2 separate regions of the Homo sapiens genome follow, and region 1 is linked to region 2. A link is a loop called in an ENCODE intact Hi-C map of the cell type or tissue named here. Cell type or tissue: Calu3. All regions are shown on one strand. Links, peaks and the distances in the headings refer to the core of each region. The heading gives the core; the rest is flanking DNA. Region 1 has its middle 190 kb from the start of NABP1. Region 2 has its middle 27 kb from the start of MYO1B.

Region 1 (11,878 bases), core at 2,447-10,446, 270 kb before region 2:
TCTTTAGTCCTATAAAAGATCTTCATATGCTCTTGTTTTATTTTGTTTTTTTTTTTTTTTTTTTTTTTTGGTTAAGAAAAGTGAGGACACCCAACCATGGCCTGAAATGTGTGAGAATGAAACAGAAAGAGAGCTGAAATTCTCTGCCTAATGCAATCAGAAGGACTCGCATTTCTGTCAATAGCTTCAAGTAAGAAGTGAAAGATGTGTGGAGGTTATAAAGAGAGAAAGAATAAGGCACTTCTACCTAGTTTATAGAAAGGTGGGAAGAGCATCACTCCATATCAACAAGAAACAAGTGAAAAAGCAACAAAATAATAATTTTCTTGAACCTAGTTGAGAGCACAGGGAAATCAATTAACCTAAAATATAAGGAAAAACAAGCCCTTCAAGAAGATGGGATGCAAGCACTGGCTCAAGACACAGCAAGGAAATGGAACTGGTTGCCATCCACACAGGTAAGCTAAAGTGTTTAATAACCTGCTAAATGCCAATTCTGACGATCTCCAGGAATTCCAAGGACACAGGGTAAGACTGTAGCCCCACACAGTCTCCTCTCCACAAACCTCCACCTCACACCAGGCACTCAGAGAAAGGTTGGGGGCAGGGTGGGAGACTTAGCAAACCTCATTTTGTGGTGGATGTCTAGAGGAGAGGAGTGGCGGCCATAGTGGGAAAATCCACAAACCCTGTCTGGAGCCATCGCCTCTGTGGAAAGAAAGCCTTAAGCTGCTAGGTGAGTAGGAGTAGCCCGGTCAATCCCAAGATGCAGATGAAACCCACTGGGGTGGCAGAAGGGAAGAGACACCCTCAATATAGCATTCGGATCCCAGGCCGTTAGAGGACTTCTATCACTGGGGAAGTGGCAGGAAATTTTCCCCCTCATAATTCCTTTAAAAAATGCAAGGCAGTTTGGCTGCCAGTGGTAAAGAGGCAGGAGCATGAAAAAAATTTTGACTCCCAAGATCCAGTAAAACAGGTTTTACCTAAGACTGAGGTTGGATGAAGGCAATATAGGACCAGTCCCTGATCCCCTCCACCATCAGGCTAACAAGCATTGAGTAGTAAGCATAGCCATTTGCTGATGTGGCAAAGACAGGATATGAAGAGAGATCCACTCTGAGGTGTAGATATATGAAGAAGATATAAGCTGAAGGTAGAAAAAGAGCATTGAGAAAATCTCTCTAACATAGACAGGAGACAGGGAAATAATGGGTAGAAGAGGGTGGTTCCCTGGCAAAGGCCCCACACTCAAGCCTGGAAACCTGTGGCCCTAAATGGGAACAGGCATTCCTGCTTTCACACCCAACCACGTCCCCCTATCTTGTACCCATATAAACCCTAAACCCCAGGTTCCATGAGCAGAAGAGTGGAAGAGCAGCGCAGAAGAGTGGAAGAGCAGCACAGCAGAGAAGAGAAGAAAAGAGAAGAGAAGGAGCACCTGAATGTTGAGAGGAGTTCAGATGGGGATGATCAGAGAGGAGATCAGCTGCAAGACAACTGAACTCCAGCGGAAGATCATCTTCCCATTCCATCTCCTTTCCAGCTCCCCATCCATCCTGTGGTGAGCCACCTCCATCCAGCAATAAAATCCCTCACATTTACCATCCTTCAATTTGCCTGTGTGACCTGATTCATCCTGTACGCCGGACAAGAACCTGGGTACCAAGAAGGCACTGAGCCAGTTAACACTTAGGCTGTCTGCAGATAGCAGAGCTAAAAGAGCATTGTAACACACCCACTGGGGCTTTGGGAACCACAAGCACCCACTCCTAGATGCTACTGTGGGGCCGGAGCTCCAAAAGCACTCACCCCAGCTTCTGCACCTGCCTGTCTGTATGCTCCCCTCCCATAAGGGGTTTGAGTGCATGGTGGCCAAACAGATGAGCCACATCCCTATCACACATCCTACGAGGGGATTGGCGAACTCTCCCATTTTATCTCCAGCCACTCAGTCTCTACCCTAAGCACAAGATAATACTAAAGGAATTTAAAGTTGGTGGTACCCTAAGGTAACCACAGCAACAATAAAACCCAACCCAGCTCAAACTCTTAGATTGATTCAATTCCCCATGTGAATGACCTACCAGTTGAAGAGGCATGCTCATTTTTAGGCATAAATTCCATTTAACTCAGTCTTTCCCATTCTATATGTCATATCCCAAATTTAAAAAAAAAAGTTACAAGAGAAAACAAACCATGAGATAAAATAATTAACAAAACCAGGCACATACTATCAGACAGGAAATTTAAAATAACTATGAAAAGAAATTCAGACACTGTCACCAAAACAAAAAACTGGCCATCAATGAATAGATCTAACAGAATGCTAATTCAAGGATTCAAGCATGGATGGAAGTTGGAAAAAAATAATGAATGAGTGTAACAAAGTTTTAGGATACAAAGTCAATACAGAAAAATCAGATTTATTTCTATATAATAATAGTAAACAATTAGAAGTTGAATTTTTTAAATGTACCATGCATAGTAGTATTAAAAACATTAAATACTTAGCCATAAATCTAATAAAATATATGGAATATTTGCATACTGGAAACTAAAAAGCATTGATGAAAGTAACCAAAGAAGACTTAAGTAAATGAAGAGAGATGCTGTGCTCAGAGATTCAAAGACTCAACGTTGTTACTAATTATCCACAAATTAATCTAATGATTCAACTAAAATCAAAATCACAACAGGATATTTTATAGAAACAGACAAGCTGATACTAAAATGTATACAGAAAAGCCAAGAAGGTAGAATAGCCAACACAATTTTGAAAAAGGACAAAGTTGTAAGGTCTTACATTACTTGATTTTTAAGACTTCCTATGAAACAACACTAATCTAAACTATGTTATATTAGTAAAAGGAGAGACCACTAGAACAGAAGAGAGAGTCCAGAAACACAGCCACATATACATGGTCAATTGATTGTAATTGACCATAGTAATTTCATAGGGAAAGAATCATATTTTCAATAAATTGTGGTGGGACAATCTGACATTCATACAGGAATGTATGAATTGGCACATACCTCACATCACACACAAAAATAGATTTAAATTAAATGTTAAAACAAAAACTATAAAATTTATAGAAGAAAATTTTTGTGACCTTGAGTTAGGCAAAACGTCTTCAGATATCACACTAAAAGCACAATCCATAAAAGAAAATATTGATTAATTAGAACTAATCAAAATGTAAAACTTCTACTCTTTGAAAGACACAATTAAGGAAATGAATAGACAAGGCACAGAATGGGAAAAATAGCTATAAAATTAAAATACATGTCCGATGAAATGTTTATACCTAGAATTTACAAAGAATCTTCAAAACTCAATAATAAGAAAACAAAGCACCCAATTTATTTTAAAAATGGGTGAAAGATTTGAACAAACACTTCACCAAAGATACATGGGTGGCATATAAGCACATGAAAAGATTTGCAACACTATTAGTCAGTAGGGTAGGGCAACTTAAAGGCAAATGAAAACCTCAATGAGATATCACTATGTATTCTTGTTTTATATGTGTGTATGTGTGTATATACATATATATGTGTGTATGATATATATATAACATATATATATATATATAGAGAGAGAGAGAGAGAGGTTCTTGTTATGTTTCCCAGGCTGGTCTCAAACTCCTGGCCTCAAGAAATCCTCCTGCCTCAGCCTCCCAAAATGCTGGGATTATAGTGTGAGACACCATGGCCAGCCCCCACTACATATTCTTCAGAATTGCTTTTCAAAAACTGGGCAATGTCAAATACCGATGAGGATGTGGATTAACTGAAAATTTCATACATGATTGGTGGGAATGCAATGTGGTACCACCACTTTAAAAATCATTTGTCAGTTTCTTATAAAGTTAAACATACACTTACCTCATATTTCAGCAATTTCATTCCTAGTTATTTATCCAAGAGAAATGAAGACTTACATTCACATGAAAATTAGTATACATATGTTTATAGTGGTTTTATTCATAAATACCAAAAATAAAAAACAGCTCAAATGTCTTTCAACTGGCACATGGATTTTTAAAAAACAACTGTGATATAGTCCTACAATAAAATACTGTTCAGCAATAAGAATGAACAAATCACCAATGTGTGCAACATGACAGGAGTCTCAAATTCATTATGCTTAGGAAATAAAACTACGTAATACATGATTCCTTGTTAACTCCTTTTTTATGGGTTAAAAATAATGTTTTTATTAAATTCTCAAAAAGGCAAATATTAGGGATGGAAAACAGATCGGGGTAGGTAAGGGCTGGGGATAAGATAAGTGCTGCTAGAAAGGAGCACAAGGGAATTTGAGGGGGGCAGCAGGAGCGGTAACAAATATTCTATGTCTTGATTGCAGTGATGGTTATACAAATGGAGCTTTTGTCAAAATTCATAAAGCTGCTGTACACTAAAAAGTGAATTTTAACCATATATAAATTATCCTCCAATATGCCTGACTTTAAAAAGAAAGAGTGGCAGAGGGACAGAGAGAGAGAGGAAGAGAGAGAGAGAGAGGAAGAAAAAGAAGAGGAGGAAGAGGACAATGACGACACAGGTAATCCAGGACTTTGAGGAGATTAGATGTTCTCCATGAAGAAATGACTAAGAAATTTTAAGAGAGTAATAACTAAATTTCATTTCCATCCTTGGTTACCCTAATCCTTAAGAAAAATTAAAAAATAAAAAAAGTGTCTTTTACCCCAGAGAGCATAGTGGGAAATCCAAGATTTGACAGGATCTGAATGAATTTTTTCTTTTTTTTTTTTTTTTTGAGACGGAGTCTCACTCTGTCACCCAGGCTGGAATGCAGTGGTGCGACCTAGGCTCACTGCAAGCTCCATCTCCCGGTTTCACGCCATTCTCCTGCCTCAGCCTCCCAAGTAGCTGGGACTACAGGCGCCCGCCACCACGCCTGGCTAATTTTTTTGTATTTTTAGTAGAGATGGGGTTTCACCATGTTAGGCAGGATTGTCTCGATCTCTTGACCTCACGATCCACCTGTCTTGGCCTCCCAAAGTGCTGAGATTACAGGCATGAGCCACCACACCTGGCTGATTTTTTTTTTTTTTGAGACAGAGTCTCGCTTTGTCGCCCAGGCGGGAGTGCAATAGTGTGATCTCAGCTCACTGCAACCTCTGCCTCCTGGGTTCAAGCAATTCTCCTGCCTCAGCCTCCTGAGTACCTGGGACCACAGGAGCCCACCACCAAGCCTGGCTAAGTTTTTGTATTTTTAGTAGAGATGGGGTTTTGCCATGTTGGTTAGGCTGGTCTTCAACTCCTGACCTCAGGTGATCTGCCCACCTCCGTCTCCCAAAGTGCTGGGATTACAGGCCTGAGCCATCATGCCTGGCCTAAGGATCTGAATGAAATTGAACATGGCAGCGTTTCCTGTATTGCCACTCTGCTGAGGATGGTAATAATAGCTGCATGCTATTAAGGAAAGATACCAGAATCTACGGGGGTCCCAGGACTCAGGTGAGTGGGGGTATGAGTTAGAGGCAAAGGCAGGGGACACCAGAGAAGTGGGCAGGTTTGGACTGACCCTGGGGTAGAAATGGGACAAGCTCCCCTTTTTTTCAAAGCTACCAGAGATGATAATCCTTGAATAGACATAGGCAAACACTTGGATTATCATTCCCAAAAAACAATCCAGAAACTCAGATGTTTTCCTGTACTGCATACTATCAAGTTGTAATTAATCAACCTTTCATGCTAGAATGTAGAAAAGCATAAACACAGCCCTAATTCAAGAATTATCTCATTATTTTACAGCTTTGTGAATTGTCAACACTACAGCAGATACATTAAGCATTTGTCCCACTTAGTTACAAGAAGATAAAAATCCGTCTTTGCATAGATTGCTAATTGCATAGATTTCTAACAAATATGTCACTGCTCTTAGCTCATTTTATGTAAAATGAATGGCGTCTTTTATTGCATTTTTTAAAATGATGTAAGATTCAACTCAGACAAGAGTTCTAACGCTGCTCTTTAGAAATGCTTTCTTATAAATTAGTTAGGTTCAGGATTTTATTTGATTTAGGTCAGCTTTTCATAAACAGATACCCTAAGAATAACTTGTCCTACTTGTAAGCTTGAAAAGAGAGAGAAGAAGCTTGGCAAATAAATCAGTTTGGAAAATGTGGCACAGCGTTTCCCCTTGGTATTCACAATTCACATCAGTATATTAGATACTCTCAGGAATCTTGCAGTAAGGAAGCTTGCTTAGCTGTGTTCTAGTAGACTGTGAGCCTCATGTGGACTGGGACTAGCTGTATTTTGTTCAGTGCCTAGCAAAGCTCCTGAGACAAGGCGCCACTCTGTAACTCTTTTTTTGAACAAAGCCAGTATTTCCCACACTTTATTTGACCAGAGATTTTTTCTTGCTGTAACATCTGTTTAACAGCCTGCATATCATATCAGGGTTCTTGGGAACTGCTGACTTCGCTATTCAAAAACATAAAAATCAATGCACAATTTAAAAGGAAAATTTGCATTGCCCAAAAAGAAGAAAAGAGGGAAATTTTTATTTAAAAAAAAAAAAAAGTGATGTTCCAGCTGTCAGATGTAGTTGTATCCTTCCTCAACCATTTAGAGTTCAGCTCGAATCTGGGGGCTTTTTTGCCTTGGGCATTGGAAAGTTCGTTCAAATGATATTCTAACTTTTTACCACTGTCAGTTCATGTTTTTAAATGATGTGGGGGTGGGGGGCGGGGTGGGAAATAATAATGTGAGAAGCTACAAATCATATATTTTATAGGGGTTAAAAAAGTTCAGTTAATCATAGTCCTTTCAAGATTGATTTTCACAACTTATCTGGTCCCAGAAGGGACTGGAAATAGGAACTGTAAAATATATTAAGGAAGCCAGTCTTCAGCTATGCAGATCAATTAGACAGAAAGGTACCAAAAATCTTATGGTACAGCTCAGTTCTTTTGTGGGAGATGAGGAGTGGAAGAGGACTTCAGGTGGAGGGGCATTGCAAAGGCTTAGGAAAGGCTTTGGGATGACGGAAGCATTGTCCTGGTGGGCAGGCCCGCTAGAATACACCGCTCTCAGGTTTTCCCCAGCCCCCTTGACTGCCCTTTGCTGTCAGAGTCGGAAACATTCTTTGTTCAACTGAGGAATCTTCCAGGGAAGTGCTGACAACACATATTGCCTGCACATAGACAGAACACTTCCTGGTTCCTCCTTTGCCACATCGGTTTCGTGTGAATTGCCAAATGCAGGGAGAGGCAAGTGAATTGGACTGCCCCGGGCTCGCCATTCCTGGAGATCCAGCATGAATCATCAGGGGTCACTTAGGTGAGCAGGGTCACTTAAGGTGCTGCAGGATAAAGGACTTCTTAAAGGAATTAGACTTTTCACACGTGTGAGAGGAGCTGAGCAAGTACAGGTGTGTAAGGATGAGTTGGAGAATGAGGGAGTCATGAACCAGTCACAAAGAGGAGTTAGTTACATTCGTGACTAAAGTAGGACAGTGAAGCAGGGATTCATGGTGAGGTTACAAATCATTGTATCAGCAGCTCCCAGCCTGCCACTAGATACTGGCCTACAATATCTAGTGGTACAGCCCAATATCTAGTGGGCTTGGAGCTGCTATTGTTCAGCAGGGCCAGCAGTCTGGAAGAACTGGACACAGAGGGGAGTTTGGACAAGTTTTGTCTGTCTGTCACCACATATGACCCTGAAAAGATTTTCAGAAAGGAACAGCCACTGCCTCTCTTTTGCCTTTCAAATCTCATGCAAATTCCATTCTGGCCATCTCTAACCTGACTCCTGCAAGAAAAAGGACTTTGGAAAACAGTCCCCAGCTTAGATACTTTGACAGCACAATCTGCCACACAGAGTACTTGGCAGACTGAAAACATGAAATATGTGTGAAGCCCCTCTGACCAACATGACCAGTCAAGCCTAAGCTCTATACAGCTCCACAGGCTCCTCAGCTCACTGGTCTTTGACCACCTATTTTTATCCAAAATGGCATGAAGACATTGTCTTTCCCAGTAGCTATGGTTATCAGAATGTGGCAAACCTCAAAAGGAGTGTCAATACAGTGTCAATCACAAAATAATATTCTGTCCTCTCCAATTACGCTACTTCAGACTACCAGAAGGCCCATGGAGACACTCTTGTAGCTTCCATGGCAAAAACGCTGGATTCAGAAACACAATCCAGGCCTTAATTAGGAAATTATGTAAAATCAAGTGTTACCTGGTCTCTCTGCCTCAGTTTCCCTATATACAAGTTGAGAAGATGGAGGAGATGATTTCTAGGGAACTTTCTAGTTTGAACATTATATAATTCTACATCTGTGGCAACTTTATGTCTGGGGAGGCGAGTCTGCCATTTCATGCAGAAAATGAAACTCCACCAGAGAAAACCTCTGGTATGTGGAAAAGAAAAGGCAGTAGTCATCTTTTCTCATTAGCAGCACCAGATTCTGCTACCTCAGCTGGATGCTGTTTAGTCATCTGCAGTAATAACCTCCATTCCCAGCTCCAAGCTGCTGCGTGGGCCTAGACTGAAGTCTCTGTGGTTATGAGTCACAAGCCCATTAAAGCCAGGAATTGACACGAGACCTTGAAAGGCAATTTGCCTTCCATACCTAGCTTCCTAGGAACTGGTTTCTTCCCAAAGAGAAAATAGTATATGTGATTTATGAAATATCACATAGTATTTCCTCATAAGCTCATGGCTCTAGAAATGAATTCCTAATTCTCCAACTGGAAACATCTAGATTTTTGATTTTAGCTATTATTATCAGTTGTTGGATCCAGAGCTCCTCATGGTCCATTAAGTCTAGTGAATGCAGTGCTGAACAGAATACAGTCATTGATACAATCTACTTTTATCTGGGAAGTCTGCTGAGGCTACTTGTCCTTTTGGCATTTTCCCTTTGCTAAATGTTAAGGTATGGGTTCAAAGCAACAAGGCTTTGCAATATCAGCAAACCTCTAAGGGCAGTCCTTCACCCCCACAGGTATGCTCACCTTAGCTCCTTGCTGTACTACTAGATGTCTAATAAGTATTCACTGATGGTCCCCTCCCTGTTGCTACCACATGATAAATCAAGGAGGTGGTGCCAGCCCTACTTTCAAAGTACTAGAACCAGGTCAGCCTACACTCCCTAATTTCAAAGCCCGAGAAGAAGCAACACAATTTGCAGACTATAAAAAGAGCTTTGGGGATTGGATAGAAATGGAAACCCAAGTGGTATCTTCTGCAGAGCAAGCACAATGGGCCCCGGGGAATGGAGGGAAGTGGCTGCATGGACAGCGTTATTACTAAAATTTGGCCAAGGGAGATAAAGGGCAAGGCTGAGGGTGGGAGCATGATCCTGGGAATCCAAAATTAGTGCCTGAGAGGATCGAAGCACCAAAAAGAATGAGAGTGAGGGCCAAAGAGAAGTGAGGAAAACCACAAGGGTGCTGTATGGGATTTAAAGACACAGCAAGATATTAAAGATGTCTTCATCCAAGACATCCCAAGGGAAATGGAGAGGAGTGGGAAGGTTTTCTCAGAGTATCCATTTTCCTTCCAATTTCCCAGGAGAGGTGACATTTGTGCTGGTGTTAAGGGCTGAGTTGGTATGAGTTAGTGATACTACACAGGCTATGAAGCCAGAGTCTGGCCCAAGCAGGGCCCTACTCTTTATTAATTGTGTCATTTTAGGCCAACTGTGCCTCAGTTTCCACATCTGTAAAGTTCATTCATTTGAAAAATCTTTGCTGACCATTACAATATACCACACAGCATTATGGTGAATAAAACAGATAAATATTCCTTTTCCCTATAGCTTGCCTTCTAATGGATGAGAATACTACTATTACTACTAGTAATACCCATCTTATAATGTTGTCATGAAGATTAATTAGTGCATACACATCAAGCACATAAAACTGTGACAGCCCATAATTAATGCTCAATAAATGCTGGCTATTATTATTACTATGAGGTGGGCAAGCAAGCTGAGGCTATTTCAGTAAGAGAAGGAAAAGGATGTAGTAAGTGTGGAAATAGCAAGAAGTTAATTATGATCATAGTGGTGGGCACCTGGGGTAAAGATAAATTTGGAAAGTTGATCTGGGGACAACTGTTCCCTGGCCCTTGAGCCATATCTTTTATATCTTGAGAAGCAGAAGGGTTCAGGCTCTGGGGAGTGAACCTCAGCTCAATTACTCACTAACTTACATCACAGGTGACTCTAGGTAAGTAACTGGAGCTTTTTGTGCCTGTTTCCTCATTGGTAAAATGTTGAGATCTACGTCACAAAATCAAAGGGAAGATTAAGTGAGTTAATATTTGTGAAGCTCTTAGAACTCTGATGTCATAATTCAGGAAACATTTGATAAATATAAGCTGCAATTAATTATCCTCATTACTAGTATTTCTATCATCTTCCTCCACTCTCTAGTTTGGCAACATGTACTATCATAATGTGTTATTCTTGTTCTTTGCCTTTCCTGCTATTCCCAAAATAAGCTGCCAGGAAGTTATGCTTCTTCCTTGTACTGAGTCTTTCCAATACTTCCTTTCTCTCCCAGGGCTCCTTTGCTAGTTTAGGCCCTTACTCTTTGTTCTAAGGATACAGCAGCAGTTTCCCAGTTGGCCTTTTTTTCGTAAGCCATCCTTAACCCAGTCTGTTTTTCACAAAGCTGCCAGAGTAATCTTTCTCAAAGAGTGTTGTCCACATGTGCATCACTCTGTCTTGCCTATTGTACATCTTAGTCTTATTCTGGCATTCAAAACCATTTTATTAGCTCTACCATCCCCAACCATCACCACCACTATTCTACAACCTCCCTCCACCACTCCCAGGATGGCTAGTTCAAGTGCAAGGCAGAAAAAGGCATCTTGTCCTCAAGATATTTGACTGCCATCTGCAGCAGAGTTGTTGCTATCAGCCAGGGTCTCATCAGGAAACAGATGATGTTAAGTTGGGTAATTTAAGGACAGTTTAATAAAAGAACTACTTACAAAGCTATGGGCAGGATTTAGAGAAAGAAATAATGGGGGTATAGTACCTCAGGACTTGTAACAGTTGGAAACCATTATCACCCACTAGGCATGAAGATTCAAGGGCAGGGCACAGTCACCACAATCCAGAGAAAGGTAACTGTAAGAAAAGGGCTGTTTGACGAGAACTATGACATTAAGTAGAGGCATGTGGCCAAACCATGGTGACCCAGCAAAGAGAGAATTAGGGGGAGAAATACTCCCACCTCAAATTTCTTTTGCCCTCTCATCTTCTCTGAATCCAACCAGAAGTCAGAGAGCAAGATAGCCCATGGAGACAGTTCATACAGGGCAAGTTCTTGAGAAACAAAGAAGGGTAGAGAAGTGTAGAAGTGGATCAGGAGGAGTAAACAGGAGACATTCAGCATAATTGTAATAATAAATATAAATCTATGATGACCCTATAGTTTCACAACTGCACAACCAAACATAGCAGCCCTACCACTGACTTATGGCCATGCCTACCGCCACCTCTAACCAGTGTTACATTCCCATCCCCCTAACCTTCACCACCAGGGCCAAGACTTGACCCAAGGGAGGTTTTGTGCAAATTAGAAAAAGACACAGCTTTCCTCAAGATACTTGACTTCCATTTGATGGAAAATTATTGGAACATACAGTGTTTGTTAGAATAAGCCATCTCAAGGCCATCTACCATAAAGCATTTACAATTATCAACATACAAATCTACTATGCCTACAATGTGAATGTGGCCCATGACTTCAGTATGGCAGCATGAGGAGTGCCATAGACTCACTCCCCAAAGAAACAAGCAAAATTGGAGGAAACTATTTAAAAACGACAACATTTAAAATCTCTGGAAGTTGTCCTATAAGCTATA
Region 2 (11,878 bases), core at 1,786-9,785:
CAGATTATCCATGTATTTCAAAACAGGCAACAAAACCTCCTAGGTGTTGTCCTAAACTCAATGCATGTTCAATGCAATCAGCTACAACTTGTCTACATCTCCAATAACAAGTTCCCTGAGGACAAGGACTACATCCCCAGGAAGAGGTAGAAGTAAGACCTTGCCTGTGGTGGTGCTTGACAATATTTATTTCTTAATGTGAAAAATGAATACTTGGGGAAAACTGTACAACTTATAAATGAAATCAGAGCTGAGAAACCCTTGAACTGATGTTCTAGTTAATAATGTATAAACAAAACAATTATTCACATCCTATTCCATAGGATTTCTCTCAAAATGTGTCTTGTTATGTACAAAGTGCTTAGTAGAAAGAAAAGAGGGCTACTCTGGAGCCTTGAATATCTTGCAGTCTAGCTCTGGAGACCAGACATGAATGCAGGAAAAAATAACTAGCAATATGTGTGTAGAATGTTAATCTCTGTCCACAGACTCAAGTGGGCAAGAAATATGAGTCCATTTCTAATTTTAAAAAGGTGCATTTCTTTAATACAGAAAATAGTGAATGTCTACAATTCATATCAGGTTTAGATTCATCTGAGTGGCAGAAATGTAATCCTAGGCAATTTAAAGACCTCCCTCTCTCTTTTTCCATGGTGTCAGGCCTAAGTTTGAGGGGATCAAATGCTAGGAAAAATAGACAGGTATCCAAGTTGGCATCTACTGAGATCTGTTGTCCCATTGGCCTGCAGGGATTGAACTACTCAGACTGCTGCTTGGATGGGCCTTGCACCCATCCAAAGGGCTCCTTCTGGTCCAGTGACTGTCCTTGCTGACAAAGTTCTTCCTGAGGCCCCAGCATGTCACTGGGCCTGGGGTGGGGTTTGAGGGGCTATCCAAGGGCCTTCAGCAATTCTGTGTTCTTCATGAGCATACAGGAATCATTCCCTAGATGCACATCAAGTTGGGCTGGGGGCACTCTGTGAGGCAGCCTCAGGCCCATGCATCTAGACAAACTCCATAGCCACACCCCATAGCCATTTCTATTCTGACATCTTGAAGCCTCTTCAAGCTCTCTGTGCAACTAGGGGCAGCAATCTCTACTTCCCTCCTGAGATTACTGTTGTCTCCCAGCCAAAACAAACCAGCAGCTCATGGTTTTTATTTCCCCTCTGATAGTCAGGGACACTTACTACTCTTGACCCATCAAATGATCCTTTGCAGTGGGAAATCTTGTTCCTGCGTCATTGCGTATCCTCTCAAATCTACTAACTTCTCCTGAGAATGCCTTGTTCCCTGTAGGCTTTATATATTTGAACTCAAGTCAGAGAAACACTTCTTTTTTTTCTCTGAGCCAGTGGATGGCCCATCGTCTAGCTGCAAAATGGAAGAAAGGCCATAGGGTTACAAGAAAATACACACAAAATCCTCAGCTAGTAGGTTAAGCCATCTTGATACCAATGAATGTTCAATATACTCACAGAAGAGATGGGCAGGTCTAGACTTGAGACAGGCTCGGGCCTGCTGAGAAACTGACCTTCTCTTCACTTAGTCTGGCAGCCAATACTCAGAAAGTGCAGGGGTTGCTCTGCACTCACTGCTTGTGTACAGGCTTGCATGTGGTTAGAGTTTCCACAATGGTCAGGCAGAAGGAGAGACCGGAATAGAATAAGGCCTCTTGTAATTGTGGAAGAGGCCATCTGGCTCTGGCACAACACTCATTCCGTGGCAGAAACCCCAGGGGAGACTTCAGGGCGTAGCAAACCTCCAAACCTCCAAGATGTGTTCCTTCCTGTTTTCTATCACCATCTCTTTAAATTTTTGTCTTCTTCACTACCTGTTGTATCTGTTCGTGTCCTTCACCCATTATGACATACATGAAAAATGTCACAGAAGCATAAAGTTTAATGAATATATTTTATAAATATTAATATAAATATTAATGTTACTTTTAGTAGGTTCAATTAATGACTTTGGGCAAATTGCTTAACCCCTTTATTTGTCCATTCATTTAACAATTATTTATTAGGCACCTACTATGTGCTAGGTACAGTGCTAGTTGTTGGAAAATAACAAATAGCAAAACCTACATAACTGCTACTCTTCTGGGGCTTATACATTTGTGGGAGAAACACAAAAATATTTTTTTAAAAATCACGCAAACACAAATAACTTATAATGATTGCTGTGAAGGAAAAGTTCATGGAGCCACTCTGAGGGAAAAGGAGGCTCTTTTTGAGGCAGTGACATTAAGCTGATACCTAAAGACTGAAGGTTGAGTAGGGGTTAACTTGATAAAGCTTTTGTGCTAGGTGAGGGCGTTAGTATTTTAGGCCAAGAAAACAGCCCTTGAAAAGACCAGTGACTGGAAAGAAGCATCATGAGGCGAGGCCAGAAGGAATGAGCAGGCGTTATAGACCATGTTAAGGATTTAAAAAATCTTTTTCCACAGAGCAACTGGAAAGTTTTATATGTAAGCATGACATATCCAGACTTGCATTTTAAGAGATAACTGGTTGCCGCGTCATCATTTCTCCTTCATTTCAGCCACCCATTCTTAGAGCCACATCAACATTTCACATCAAGAACTCAGAAATCTTAGTCTCTGGACACAACCTCCTATTCCATGGTTGTAGCAATTACTCCAGGAGTTCTGGTTCTTTAAGTTTATTGACACCTCCAGTAGCTTCCTCACTCTATTGTCTAATACTCGTCAGTCCCTGATCCCTTCACTTTTCTCTCTATCTAGCTAAGATCCTGTGGCCATCACTTAAACCACTCTCATTAATATCCGAAATTACCTTGTCCCAGTATTGTTTCTATGACATCCACCCAGAAGAACTCTGTATTATCCATTTTCACATTGCTAAAAAGATACTACCCGAGACTGGGTAATTCATAAAGGAAAGAAGTTTAATTGACTCACAGTTCCACCTGGCTGGGGAAGCCTCAGGAAACCTACAGTCATGGCGGAAGGGGAAGCAGGCACCTTCTTCACAAGGCAGCAGGAGAGAGAGGAGTGAAAAGCCCAGGGGAAATTGCCATTTATAAAACCATCAGGTCTCATGAGAACTCCCTCACTATCACGAGAACAGCATGGGGGAAACCACTCCCACAATCCAATCACCTCCCTCCAGGTCTCTCCCTCAACACCTGGGGATTGCAATTTAAGATGAGATTTGGGTGGGGACACAAAGCCTAACCATATCAAATCCAGTATGTAGCAGAGCATCTGGCACAGAGCAGACACACAATAAAAATGTGTCAGTGAATGAATCCAACTATATTCAGCATTTATCATCATCATTTTCTCACGTTACATTTAGCCTTTCAACTCATTGCAATCTGGCTTCTGCCTTTAGTGTTCCGTAGAAACTGATCTTGCTAAGGTCACCAATGGCCTCCTTGTCCCCAAGACCAAGAATATGTTTTAGTTCTCATCATCTTTGACTTTTCAGGAGCTTTCAATACCATTGACCACTTCCTCTTTCTTTATTATTTTTGGGGGAGGGCACTGAGCCTTCTGATTTTGCTCTTGCACCTCTGACTATTCTTTCTGTTTTCATTACTGAGTATTGATCCCTCATCTCTACTAATGTAGAAAATGGTGAGGTTCCCTAGAGTTGTGACCCAGGACATCTTCTTTTCTCACTCTTCACTTTCTCCCTAGAAGGTCTCATCATGCTTCAATTTATAGCTATGGTGACAACTCCTAAATCTACTGAAACAACCCCAGTCTCCTTTCGAGCTCCATACATAGAAGTACTTTCTTAACAGTTTCTCTTGAATATGTCTTTGGCTTCAAACTCATCCTATCCTGAAATGAGCACATTAACTTAAATTTCCAAAACTGCTATTTCTCCAATGTTCTCTGGGTCTTGGGAAATGGTAATACCATCAACACTCTTGTTTAAGTCAGATACCTAGATTCCTCCCTTCCACACATCTAATCAACAAATCTTGTCAAGTCCACATGCCTTAAGAGTCTCTCAAAGCCATTTACTTCCTGCCACACTGGTTCAGGCTACCATCATAATCAGGCTGAAATAATACAAAAGGTTTTGCCTTGGACGCTCTCAATACAGTCTTACCTCACCAAACTAGCCTCTTTATCTCCTCATTTCAGTCATAATGATCTTTTCTTTTAATGTTTTTAGAGACAGGGTCTCATTCTGTCACCCAGGCTGAAATGCAGTGGCATGACGATAACTCATTGCAGCCTCAAACATCTGGGCTCAAACGATCCTCTCACTTCAGCCCCCCACCCCAAATAGCTGGGACTACAGGCATGTGGCACCACACCCAGCTAATTTAAAAAAAAATTGTGGAGATAGGTTCTCATCATGTTGCCCAGGCTGGTCTTGAACTCCTGGCCTCAAGCTATACTCCCACCGCAGCCTCCCAAGTTGCATAATGACCTCTTGAAAAGTGCAGTTCTTAGAGTAACAGCATCTGATGTCACTTTTCCATTTAAAACCCTTTAATACTTCCTCCTGCCCAGTAAGTAACCTCTCCATCTGCCAGCCTCTCTGTCCCACTTTTTCTCCCCTTCAGGTACACTGGACTTTTCTCAGGTATTTGATTTTAGCAGGCTTTTTTCCACTTTAAGACCTGTGCAAATGCCAGTTCTTTTGCCTGGAATGCTTACCCACTTTCTTTTTGCTTCATTACCTGATTCTCTACAACCACTTCCTCTTGGAAGCCTTCCCTAACCCCCCATACTAGGTTAGGTCCATCTACTTTACATTCCTTTGTACATTTGTAATTGTTTACTTTTATGTCATTATTTATTTATCTTCCCTGCTACATTATATGCTTAATGGGAGTGGGGATAGGACCTGTCTTGCTCATCTTTGCAGCAAAAGCACCTAGAGAAGTGACTAAACTGGCTCACTGGAGAGGCTAAATCAATATTTCTTGCTCTTATGAGTAATCTACATCTAGTAAATAGTCATAGCTTTACTTTACCATTTAAAACTGAAACTTGGTAGGGTGCAGTGGTTCATGCCTATAATCCCAGCAATTTGGGAGGCTGAGGTGGGAAGATCACTTGAGGCCAGGAGTTCAAGACCAGCCTGGGCAACATAGCAAGACCCCATCTCTACAAAAAATAAAAATTAGCCATGTGTGGTGGTTCATGCTTATAGTTCTGGCTACTTGGGAGGCTGAGGTGGGAGGATCACTTGAGCCCAGGAGTTCAAGGCTACAGTGAGCTATGATTGTGCCACTGCAGTCTAGCCCAGGTAACAGAGTGAGACCCCCATCTCTAGAAAATAAAAAAACAATAACAACAAAAAAGCCTGAAACTCAAGTTCATCTCTTTGATCATATATTCTGAGCCAAGTAAAATTTTAATTGCATTTTAATGCCCAGCTACTAAAGGGTCACATAATTAATTCCATTTCATAGAACATTTATCTGGGCCCTCTGTGAGCAGAGAGGACTGTTAAACCAGGCAATTGAAAATGAAGTAGGTATAGTGATTGTCCCCATTTCACACATGAGGATCTTGGAGCACAGAAAGGTTAAGTAACTTGCCCAAGTCATACAACTAGTGACTGGTAGGCCTAGGATTTGAAGAAACCTGTATTTGAATTTGGATTTGAAACAGAACCCTACATCCATCAACTACACCGTACTGCTATGCAGCTGAGAACTTCCTCTCCTTTATAGCAAAATAGGCAGGATGCACTTGTGGGTGTCTGACAGCTCCTCAACTCACCCTGGATAAAAAGCTGTAGGCCCAGGAAACTAAAGGTCAGTACTTGAATCTTTTTGCCAAGGGTGCTGACAACACAATCAGAAGTGTTTCCCCCTCAACTTCTGCCCCTCATCTAGAGGGATGAGTGCCACCTGGTGGACATAGTTTTGCGCTATCTTAACTCCTCCACAATACGACGTATTTAACTGTGAATGTAGCTCCAACATAAACATCCACGTAGGAATGAACTAAATAGACTGTTATGCATTGATAAACTTAGGCACTGTGATGGGCTTCTGAGGGATGAATTCCTCTTTTTTTCTCTTTCTGTTTGCATTTAATTTTTGTTGAGTCTACAATGAAGTTTAATTAAAAACAAATAGAAGGGACTTTTTTTGTCATCGCCATTCAGCACCTTTGTCTTTTTTAACACTAAGAGAGGAAACTTATAAGCAAGTAGACTTAAATTATCTGCCATGTTTTCTTTATTTGTAAAATGGGCTGGTAGTGAGGGACTGTATAAAATGATGGGACAGTGCCCAGGACACAATAAGCATTCAGTAAGTGTTGTCTATTATTTTTATTATCCCACAGAAAAATGGGATTCCTTTCTAGAGGTTAAGACAAAGATAAACATTTCGATTTCTGGGATGCTCCAGCATTATTCCTTTTGAAAACAAAGATAGCACAAGAGAGAAGCTTAAATATTACAACTAGGCATCAAATTATGGATTAAAGTTTTCATTTATTCTACATATATTTCCTGATTCTCTACTGTATGCTAAGACAGGCTGGAAAGCAATGGTGAGGGACAAGGGTTCATCCCCCCAAATAACTTAGAGTCTAGAGACAGATTTTATTTGCCACCAGAGGTGACTAAGCAGTTTTATGGGGAAGGTTAGTGAGAGATGAGGTCACAGTTGTAGTTGGAGAGGTGGAGTTTGTTCCTAGTAGTCGTGGTTAATGCTCCCCCTCCTCCAGAGGCATCCTCCCTTTCCAGGTAATTTACTTTACCACCTAAAATTCCTCTCCTTTTCAACAACTGCCAACTAATACATGCCAAGATATTAACTATTACCTTTTAAGCTATTACTTAGTTACATAATCCTTCAAAAGAGTATCTGGATTTTAAGAGAGGACTCTAGAAGAGTTTCTCACAGTCTGGGCTCCCAATAAAAAGACCACCAAATGTACTTTTTGACCTTAAAATTTTTAGTTAAAAAGTTAGCTCAACAAATACACAAACAAAACCCTCAGGTAATAGGTGAAGCATCTATAACCTGGTCTACAGGATGGTGGCCAAATATTCATTAGAAAAATGAAATTAACAATGAATTTTAGTAAGTGGCACAATTTCATGTACTAGTAGATGTGAAAGGGCTTTAAAAAGGAAAAAAAAACCTATGCAAATACATTATATTATTTTCCCCACTGCATGCATAGTCATGCTTGCAATGCCATGGATATTGAGAGGTTCAATTTGGGACCTTAGGTCCAGATATCATGGTTATAATAAAATTCAAAACCAAACTAAGCTAAACAATCATATAAATGACCAGTCATATAAATCATAGAAGTCATATAAATGACTTCCATAAAAAAAAAAAAACAGGGTTGCTTTTATAAGATAAATACTGCCCAAATTTCTGAAAAGATCTCTCTGGATAAAGCATTGGGTAAAAGATTTAATTATGCCTCTGTTACTTTTCAGTACCAAACAATAGATCACAACTCATAAACAGCTTTCTGTTCTGATTTAAACATTAAAATGGTTTTTTTGTCATTTTTGTCAGCTTATCTGTCTGCTTCGTGTCTTGTCCTTCCCCTCCTCCCCATCAATCATCGGGAGGTTAAAAAATTTTAAAATACAAATAAAATATTCAGAGGAGAAAATGCCAGAGTACAAGTATATATTAAAATAAAATTAATGGCTGGGTGAATAGGGATGCAGAAGAAATATGTGCCAACCCATAAAAGTGGCCACTAAATCCCGAATGCATTATGTCTTGTTAGGATTAGGTCATAGATCTAGGATCAAATAATAGATGCTAAGATCTCATTTTTTAAAATCCTTCAAACCACCAAATCCCTTTCTTCACTAGGCTCCCCACCCCAAGTTTTTGAAAATTTCCACGGGGGAGAATGGGACAACGGAGTCACAACCATCAAGTTCTCTGATCACAGTGACCCACACCCTCCCTCCTTTTTCCAATCAGTTCAGCTTTGGGGGAGATGAATAGATAGAGGACCCTGTTATAAACTGTTTGACATTTCCCCAAATTGCCCAGTCCCTTAGGAAAGCATTGTGGCATTATCAGGGTGCTGAGTACAGAACTTTTACATAATAGGCACTAAATAAATGTTAGTTTAATGGAATTAAATAGTCTAAGAGGCCTACAGCCAAGTGATGATATGCAGAACCACTGGGGCCTGTTTGAATCCCACTACTGCTGAATGATGCTAATTTATCCTAGACATTTTATCTCCTAGCGACTGGGTTTCCTAGTCTGTAAGACAGTTTGTTCAACAACCAGTCTGGTTTGAACTAAAGAAATTGCTCAATTAAATAATGATTTTGGGAAGTGAGAAGAGTATTGACTCTCCAAAGATGGCTTAAATTAACCTGACATTTATTGTATTCCACCTGCATTTTCACAAGTGATCATTTTGTATTTTTTAAACTCCTGCTGTCTAGCTGTTTTTGACCCAGCAAGTTGAACCAGTTTCCAAGTCTAATTGGCAATAACATGAGTGTCCTCTTGGCTGGAGAATGCTTCTTCCAAACCATTCTGCTTTGCTCAAATTGCCCAATCCAGGTCAGCTTGAGGACTTGGGGAGTACCCAGACACCCACTTCTAGTGAGTGACCTTTTTGAGCCAACCATAAATTACAAGTTAATTGCTCTAGTCTCAATAAAACTGGCTAATTCAGTCTCTTGTTTTAAAGTTTAAAATCTCCCTTAATGTAGATAGCATTAAATTAACTGCATTTTGCAGATATTGCCCAAAGTGTTGGGGCTTTCCAAAGTTACTCTGAAAACAGTAGCAATATTGTACAGATTAATTACAGAAATATGGTGAGATTTTTGTTTAAAACTAAATATGGGGAAAAGCTGGGTGTGGTGAGCTTAAAAAACAAATTCAAGACATGGCCTAGGGAGAAAGACTTGTTTTATAGTTAAAAAACCAAGATCTGCATATTGGTTCAGCTGCCTAGTTGGATCATAAAATACCACACCTTGAATACTCTTCAAAAGTACACAAGATGGCTTTTACCTACTAGTCTTTAAAAGTCACCGTGCAGATCTTCTAGGATGAAGACCTATGAGTTGCTTTTCTTTGTTCCCTGGAAAACACAGGGAACCACTAGCACAACAAAGGTCAAAATACAAACTATTTGTGTCAATAAACTAAACAAACACTTTCATATTTCTGCCATAAGAAACATTATAAAGGGCAGTTTCTAAAGGAGCTCTTACTAAATAAAATATATTACTTTAAAATAATTCCTTGATTTCAGCAATTCTGCCTTTGAAATAGATCATAGCCATTCTTCACTTTCCCTGCTTAATCGCTCTCCCCTCCTTAATCTAAATGCTTCAAAACATAGTCTTTTCTAGATTCTAATTCTGACAATCATCTGCAAGGTGTCCCTTCCTCCAGGCTTGCTCCTGTACCCATCTTTTTTTCCACAAGGCTGCCACAAATCAAAATCTAAAATTCAAAACCAAACTAAGCTAAACAATATGCTGTTAGTGGATATATTCATATGAAATAAGACAATTCTTCAAAAAGCAAGGGAACAATGAATACAAAGTATAGGATTGTACTAACCTTTTAGGGGAGACAAGGAGATGACACAGGGAAGAATCATACAAATAAAGCAATGAAATGTTTTCATTCTTAAGTTGGATAATAACGTTCTACTTCTTATACTGAATAATGAGTTTGCAAGTATTCGTTCTACTATTCTGATTCATATATGTGATATCCATCCTTTTAAAAATAATCCAATATTGCCTGATAAACTATTTTAAGTGAAGTGAGTTAAAGTTGATTTTTTAAAGTGTTAAGTAAACATTGGTACAGATATTGTACAAATATGTGAAAGTGGAAATTATATGACCAAAAATTAGGAAAGGTTGGCTTATGGGAACAAATGCATATTTCTTAGACCATAAAAAGTGCAAAGTCTGGTTCAGGTTCACTTTCCCAACAATTTCCTCTCACTGCCATCCTCCCAAACATACCACACAAATCATAATCTTTCATGCCTCTGTGCCTTTGCACATTCTATATCTTCTTACTGAACTATCTATACTTCTCTGTTGAATGGACTCCTACTAATACTAGAAGACCCAGCTTAGACATAACCTTCTCCAAGATACTGACACGCCATACTTACTTCCCTCAGGCAGAGTTATTTCCGCTTTACATTTCCAGGGCATCCTCTTTGTTACCCACCCTTTGTTATTGTACTCTGGCACCATATGTTCACTTTCTGTTTGCTTATCAATCTCTCCATTTAAACAATAAATTCCTTAAAACCGATGCTTACTCAACTTGGCATGTCCAGTATGTAGGACAGAACATGATATTGGGAAGGTGTTTCTCCATAAACAGCTGAGGAACTGATTTCAATTAATAGCCTAAAGTGCATTAATAAGCCCTCCTCTGCTTGAGTTGCACTCATGACCCTCAGCTCACTTAGCCTTCCAAAGAATAATCAGAGTGTGGTCAAAGACAAGTAAACAAGCACATTAAAGAGAAGAAAGATTAAAGAAACAAAATGCCACTGAGCCCAGCATGCTCAATGCTAGAAGCTGCACCAAAGAGGGACTGAAAAAATATCATTGAAACGCACACACTCCCACTCTCCATGGGTAGGTATGCATACAGAAACTACTGGAAACTGCCATCTATAACCTTAGCTTATAGAAACTTTCAGACCCTTAGTGATTGAGGGATACTGGAAATGGGGTAGGGGACTAGCAGAGAAATATAACAGAAGAAAGGGAGAAAAAAATATGAAGGCTTACCACCAATGCAGTGAATAGTCACTCTCCACAGCAATGCAGAGTAAGAGAAGTTGGCATGAGCTTCAGCCACATCAGGAGCATTGACCTTTGAAGCACACATTCAGAGAACAGTGATGCCTGCATTACTAGACTCAATGGATTAGGAAAAAGCAGTGGATTAAGGGAAGATTGTCTTGTAGGCCCTTTTATTTTCCTCCATCATTTATTCAATAATGACTTACTGAGCACTGTTGACAGGCACAGTACAAGTGCTGGAACAGCCTAAAAATTAAGATTTAGTCCTTGCCTTTCATAAACTCACAACCTACTGGGGAGAAAACTTGACATGTACATAAATAATTACAAAACAAATTAGAATGTGATAAATATCCCATGTGAAGCACAAACAAAGAGATTTGGAAACACAGGAGAAAAAGCTAAGTCTTGATTTAAATATATTGACAAGAAAAGGATAGATAAAGGAGGTGACATATTATCTGAATATTGAAGAAGGGATGGAACTTTAACAGAAGTAGAATGACATGAGATGTGCAAGGGAGAAAGAATAGTGTGAGCATGGAGTAAATTCTGAAAACTTAGTTCATAGTACACCCTTATCCTTCTGGAAGAGTTAGTCCAGAAATCGTTGAGTCTGTCCCAAATAACAAATACTCTTATTCTATATAATACCTCTTTATAATACTTAGGGGAATTAGGCCATGACAGAGAAAAATAAAGGTTGTATACCAGCCCCACAATTGTGTGTTGTAGCAAAAATTATATATTGCTAAAGATGTGGGCTTTCAGCATTGTGTGCAATACTAGGAAACACAAATGTGAAATTGCTTTTTAAAAAACTTATTTTGAAAAGGACTTCAGGGGTGTGGGATTGGATTAATGATAATTCATGCTTCATGACAAACTCTTCTTTGGTTAATGTATGGAAACTCTTATTTATTATTTGCTTTTAGTTGGATAGTTATTTTTAATAATGTAATGAAATTTCTGCTTCTGGCAAAAGTGTCATAGTAACTGGTACTGAACTTGCACTCTGACTGTGAGCAACTAGAAAACTGAACATGATGTAGAAAAACAATACCTTCAGATATTGGAAAATAAGCAGCACATGTAAGTGATCCCTGAGGAAAAGAAATCAAATAAAG

What was found. Peaks named below come from ENCODE experiments on the same cell type or tissue, not always from the same donor. Only the 100,000 strongest peaks of a DNase experiment are listed, where the experiment ranks them.
Region 1: a loop joins it to region 2, with 2.3 times the contacts of the local background. A loop is called at or near these places in 4 of 110 quality-filtered maps.

What each region holds. Positions count from the first base shown.
Region 1 is chr2:191,483,757-191,495,634 of GRCh38, reverse strand. No RefSeq gene overlaps it. Among named protein-coding and RNA genes, the nearest start is that of NABP1, 190 kb to the left of the region's middle. In Calu3, for the core only: no CTCF peak of the experiment used is centred there; DNase peaks (open chromatin) are centred at 7,294 and 8,514.
Region 2 is chr2:191,212,463-191,224,340 of GRCh38, reverse strand. No RefSeq gene overlaps it. Among named protein-coding and RNA genes, the nearest start is that of MYO1B, 27 kb to the left of the region's middle. RefSeq lists an enhancer at 3,387-3,556. In Calu3, for the core only: a CTCF peak has its summit at 5,826 (motif pointing left); DNase peaks (open chromatin) are centred at 4,660 and 5,840.